Linked DNA regions of Homo sapiens: region 1 is linked to region 2. Evidence: chromatin loops called from intact Hi-C (ENCODE). Cell type or tissue: endothelial cell of umbilical vein. All regions are shown on one strand. Links, peaks and the distances in the headings refer to the core of each region. The heading gives the core; the rest is flanking DNA. Region 1 overlaps ANKRD33B (ankyrin repeat domain 33B). Region 2 overlaps LINC02213 (long intergenic non-protein coding RNA 2213).

Region 1 (2,816 bases), core at 44-2,543, 77 kb after region 2:
CTTCTTGAGGTCTAAGGATTTTTTTACATATGCTAAAGTTATTATATTCTGCCTTCTTTTTCTAATTTGTCATTTAAAAAATCTTGTTTGGGGTTTATAGAGTTTCCTGAATATGCGGCTTGATATCTCTTGTCAGTTTTGGAAAATTCTCTGCCATTATCTTGTCAAATATTGTTTTTGTTCCAATCCCTTTTTCTTCCTATCCTGTGACACCAAATTCACACACATTAGACCTTTTATACCATGCTGCCTGTGTATGTTATGCTTTTCTTCCTATCTTTTAAATCTTTTTTTTTTTTAATTTTCTGGGCATTTTTGATTAAACTTATCTTTTGATTCACTAATCATATCTTTACCCTAATCTACTATTTAATTGCTTTTTACATTCTTAATTTCAATTATGCTGTATTTCTAAAATTTTTGATTCTTTATTGATTCTAGTTCTGTAATAAAGTTCCTCATTTGTCATTATTTGCTTTTACATATTAGTTATTTTAAAGCTTGATCGTTCTAATTTCTGGATCTTCTGGGGATGTTTTCTATTTTCTGTTTTTCTCTTGGCCCTGTCTCCTGATACATCTGGTAATTTTTGGAATGCTAGACATTGTGTATGAAAATTGAAGTAGCACTAGATTGTGTTATCTTGTCCAGGGAGGATTTAGTTTGCTTCTGGCAGACAGAGTGGGACAGAAGATTGCAGTCTAGGTTGTAGTTTTTATAAGATCTGGCCTCTTTCTGGCCTGTCTTGTAGGATATAGCCCTTTTGGCTTCCTATAGAAATATGGCCTGGGCAGATCATGAATACCACTTTTGTCTCCTTAACCCAAGCTTATCCAACCCCTGGCCTGCGGGCCACATGAGGCCCAGGATGACTTTGAATGCAGCCCAACACAAATTTGTAGACTTTCTTAAAATATTTTGAGATGCGCGCGCGCGCGCGCGCGTGTGTGTGTGTGTGTGTGTTTTCAGCCAGTGTTAGTGTTAGTATATTTTATGTGTGGCCCAAGACAATTCTTCTTCCATTGAGGTCCAGGGAAGCCAAAAGATTGGATACCCCTCCCTGCAAACCCTCGAGAGTATGACCAACTCTGCTTAGCTCCTCCTACCCTTCACTACTGCTCTCTGCTTGGTTTCTCAGCACCCAGCCTTACTCAGCAAATGCCCTTAGGGAAAGCCATGAGAATGGAAGCTTATCTCAGGATTTCCGCCTTCTTTCTGGAATACAATCAGGCCTGCAAGTCCTGGTCGTCTTGGAAACTGGATGCCTCCAAATGGATATTTAGGGAAAAAAAGTATTCAGTTGTTCTCAGGGGAAAAGTGCCTCTGATTGAAGCCAGTTTCTCAGAGCTGAAAGTGAGAGTCCCTGTCATTTGCCTTTTTACTTTCTTTACACTGTTTTGCTGAGAAGGTTTAAATTTTTATACAGTCAGATGTATCTATTTCTTTATGGTTTCCGGCCTTGCTCTATTGCTTCAAAATGCTGTTTCTAAGCCAGGTTTATAGAAATAGTCATCTACATTTTTTTTAGTGGTTTTTTTTTTTTTTTGAGATGGAGTCTCATTCGGTTGCCCAGGCTGGAGTGCAGTGGCACCATGTGGGCTCCCTGCAACCTCCCCCTCCCAGTTTCAAGCAATTCTCCTGCCTCAGCCTCCTGAGTAGCTGGGACAACAGGTGCGTGCCACCATGCCTGGCTAATTTTTTTTGTACTTTTGGTAGAGACAGGATTTCACCATATTGGCCAGGCTAGTCTCGAACGCCTGACCTCTTGATCTGCCACCCTTGGCCTCCCAGAGTGCTGTCCCGCACCGAGCCTTTTTAGTGTTTTTATGATTGAATATTTAATGATTCATTTCAGCCTGAGATGTGAGATAAAGATCCAACCTTATTTTTTTTCCGTATGACTGGGACTTTTGTCCAGAACTATTAATGAATTCATCTTTTGTGAAGATCTGAAATGTAATATTTATTGTTAAGCATATGGTGTCTCATTAATATTTTAATTTACATTATTTTGCTTACTAGTAAGATTATGTATATTTTACATGTATTTACTGGCTTTTTGCTATTTTTTGGTTTTTCTACTCATTCCTTTACCCTTGAAAAATTGTACTCTTGGTGTATTTATGCTGATATTCAATATAATATTTCTGTTTAAATCATTCTGTGAATGTCACTAATCTTGATTGCTTTTTCATTTTTCTTTCAATTTTACTTATAATTTTGATATAAGGGAATATTGTATTTATATAGTAACTTACATTGTATATTTATTGTTATCTTATTATTTTTAGCTTTTGAATCTCTTTTCTCCATCAGTAAACTATTTTAGGATATAAGTATGTATGTATGTATGTATATATATTATACCCTTGACTTTTTAGTCCTTTTGTATTATCTTTTGATTTTATGGTGTGTGTGTGTGTGTGTGTGTGTGTTTACTGCTCAGTAATCAACTTTTCCAGCAATGTTGGTTGAGTCATCCATCACTGCCCAGATTGCTCCTTTAACACATGTTCCCCTTTAAAGACAGGGTCTTATTTTGGGCCATCTGCTTTATTTTCTTCTCACCAATTTGTGGGAAAACTTTATTCTTGTTAGTATTCTACTTTCCTTGTCTCTTATTTTTGTTAAACAGAGCATATATGTGATAGAAAATAGAATCCTGGCTGGGCGCGGTGGCGCCCATGCCTGTAATCCCAGCACTTTGGGAGGCCAGGGCGGGCGGATCACCTGAGGTCAGGAGTTTAAGACTAGCCTGGCCAACATGGTGAAACCCCATCTCTACTAAAAAAAAAAAAAAAAAAAAAAAAAAATTA
Region 2 (2,816 bases), core at 265-2,764:
TTTTTTTGAAAATGAGTCTCACTCTGTTGCCCAGGCTGGAGTGCAGTGGCGCAATCTCAGCTCACTGCAACCTCCACCTCCCAGGTTCAAGCTAGTCTCTTGCCTCAGCCTCCCAAGTTGCTGGAATTACAGGCATGTGCCACCATGCCTGGCTAACTTTTGTATTTTTAGTAGAGATGGGGGTTTCACCACGTTGGCCAGGTTGGTCTCGAACTCCTGGCCTCCAGTGATCTGCCCGCCTCAGCCTCCCAAAGTGTTGGGATTACAGGCGTGAGCCCCTGTGCCCAGCCTGATGTGCTTTCCTTGCCTTGCCTTTCCTCTTTCTTTCTTTCCCTCCCTCCCTCCCTCCCTCCCTTCTTTCTTTTCTTTCTTTCTTTCTTTCTTTCTTTCTTTCTTTCTTTCTTTCTTTCTTTCTTTTCTTTCTTTTTCTCTCTCTCTCTCTTTCTCTCTCTCTCTCTTTTGAGACAGTTTCACTCTTGTTGCCCAGGCTGGAGTGCATTGACATGATCTCTGCTAACTGCAACCTCCACCTTCCGGGTTCAAGCAATTCTCCTGTCTCAGCCTCCTGAGTAGCTGGGATTATAGGCACCCGCCACTACGCCCAGCTAATTTTTGGTATTTTTAGTAGAGATGGGGTTTCACCATGTTGGCCAGGCTGGTCTCGAACTCATAACCTCAGGTGATCTGCCCACCTCAGCCTCCCAAAGTGCTGGGATTACAGGCATGAGTCACCACGTCTGGCCTGATGTGCTTTTCTTAAGGATGCACGCAAAGTAGGGCTTTGCAACCAGGCCATCTGTGTGCTTCTTTACTGCGCTGTTCTCCCATTTCACTTAACCACAGCCACAGCAATGAAGCCCAGTGGTCAGTACCTTCCTGAGCTTGAATCCAAGCTCCAAGTCGTCTAGATCAATCTGTAACTAAGCAGTGGCCACTTAGACCATTGAGATGTGAAGAAAGAGCCAGCCTGGCAGGTCTTGCTTGCTCGTTGCATGTCTCCAGGGCAGCCTAGAACAATGACCCTTGGCCAGCCCTGGTGAGTGCAGTCCCCAGGAAGGTTTTGATGTCTGTGATTAATGATTTTGTTCTATACCTCTGGAGGAACTGGCCACATGCAACCAGCTTGTCAGGATAGTTTGCACAAACATCAAATTGATGATGTGTACGTGGTTTCACTGCTGGGGTCCTGAGTTTCACTTGGCATAGCTGATAGCTAAGCAGAATGTGTCTATGTGATCAACCACCCGAAAAACCTTGGACCCTGAGACTGGCATGGGTTTCCTCGGGTCTTCCACACATGTCCTTGGAGTTCTCTGCCAGACAAAAACCACATTCTGAGTGGTCTCAGATGAGGAGGCATGAAGGAGCCTGAGCTGGACTGTTCTGGAATGCAAACAATGCGTATCTTTTCCTGTGGCCTTTTCTCTGCATCCTTTGCTGGAATAAATGTTAGCCATGCATATAACTTGCTATTGAGTCTTGTCAGTCTTTCTGGAAAATCACCAAACTTAGCACCTCAACACATAGAAGAAAACAGGGATGCTCCGCCCCTGCTTATCCTGCCGGATGCTGCCCTTGCCCCTTCCCCCCATCCCCCCCACCCCATCCCTGACTCCACCCAGGTTTGAATAAGGGCTGTGGGAAACAAGGTTTAGAATGGTTACCGACAAAACCAGAGCTGGAGTTCTAACCCCCGTGGAGGTGGGTTTCCTCTTTGGCTCACAGCCCCAGTGTCTACCCAGCAGGAAAATGTGGCAGGAAAGCATGAGGCCTAGGGCAACAGGGGGCAGGAGGTTGCGGATGCCTGGGGAGCAGATTTCAGGGTTGATAGACTTTTGGAATCTCTGGGATTTGTGAACTCTGGTTAATTTCTGTAAATGGAGCCACAGGTCTTCCCCGGATCCCTGATACTTATTACTGGCTCAGCCAAGCAAACACTTTGGGTTGGAGTATCCTCTAGCCCTGCAAGTCTCTGACCTCCACATGTGTGCAAATTTCTGTTTTACAGTCCAGAAGTACATTGCAAATTCATTCTCTCTCTCCTTTTATCTGTCTTTATTTATTTTATCTTATTATTATTTTTTTTGAGACAGTCTCTCTCTGTTACCCAGGCTGGAGTGCAGTGACGCCATCTCAGCTCACTGCAACCTCTGCCTCCTGTGTTCACGTGATTCTCCTGCCTCAGCCTCCCACGTAGTTGGGATTACAGGCACGAGCTACCACACCCAGCTAATTTTTGTATTTTCAGTAGAGACAGGGTTTCACCATTTTGGCCAGGCTGGTCTCGAATTCCTGACTTCAAGTGATCCGCCCGCCTCGGCCTCCCAGAGTGCTGGGATTACAGTGGTGAGCCACTGTGCCTGGCCCTATCTGTCTTTAATATTCTGTAGGTATAAACTGATGAGCACAACCATGGACAGAAATGTCAATAAAATGATTAAAATGTAAGATAACTAAACATACCAATAAAACAATTTTATTAGGTTGGTGCAAAAGTAATTGTAGGTTTGCTATTTCAATGGCAAAAACTGCAATTACTTTTGCACCAAACTAATAAAAAGCAAGCCACTCAAATAATTACTTACACACTTGCTATTCAGATAAAGCCCTGACATTTATTTTGCATAAAAAATAAATAGCTTATAGGCCAGGCTCACACCTGTAATCCCACCATTTTGGGAGGCTGAGGCAGGAGGATTGCTTGAGGCCAGGAGCTTGAGACCACCCTGGGCAACATAGCAAGACCCTGTCTCTACAAAAATAAATTAAAAAAAAAAAAGATAGTTTATCCAGAATAGCCAAAACAATTTTGAAAA

Evidence for each region. Peaks named below come from ENCODE experiments on the same cell type or tissue, not always from the same donor. Only the 100,000 strongest peaks of a DNase experiment are listed, where the experiment ranks them.
Region 1: a loop joins it to region 2, with 4 times the contacts of the local background. A loop is called at or near these places in 4 of 110 quality-filtered maps.

The regions. Positions count from the first base shown.
Region 1 is chr5:10,589,665-10,592,480 of GRCh38, forward strand. All of the region lies in intron 1 of ANKRD33B (ankyrin repeat domain 33B), which reads left to right. Among named protein-coding and RNA genes, the nearest start is that of ANKRD33B, 27 kb to the left of the region's middle. In endothelial cell of umbilical vein, for the core only: no CTCF peak of the experiment used is centred there; DNase peaks (open chromatin) are centred at 1,197 and 1,861; H3K27ac peaks cover 1,786 bases.
Region 2 is chr5:10,512,568-10,515,383 of GRCh38, forward strand. All of the region lies in intron 1 of LINC02213 (long intergenic non-protein coding RNA 2213), which reads right to left. Among named protein-coding and RNA genes, the nearest start is that of LINC02213, 8.1 kb to the right of the region's middle. In endothelial cell of umbilical vein, for the core only: no CTCF peak of the experiment used is centred there; a DNase peak (open chromatin) is centred at 1,704; H3K27ac peaks cover 1,948 bases.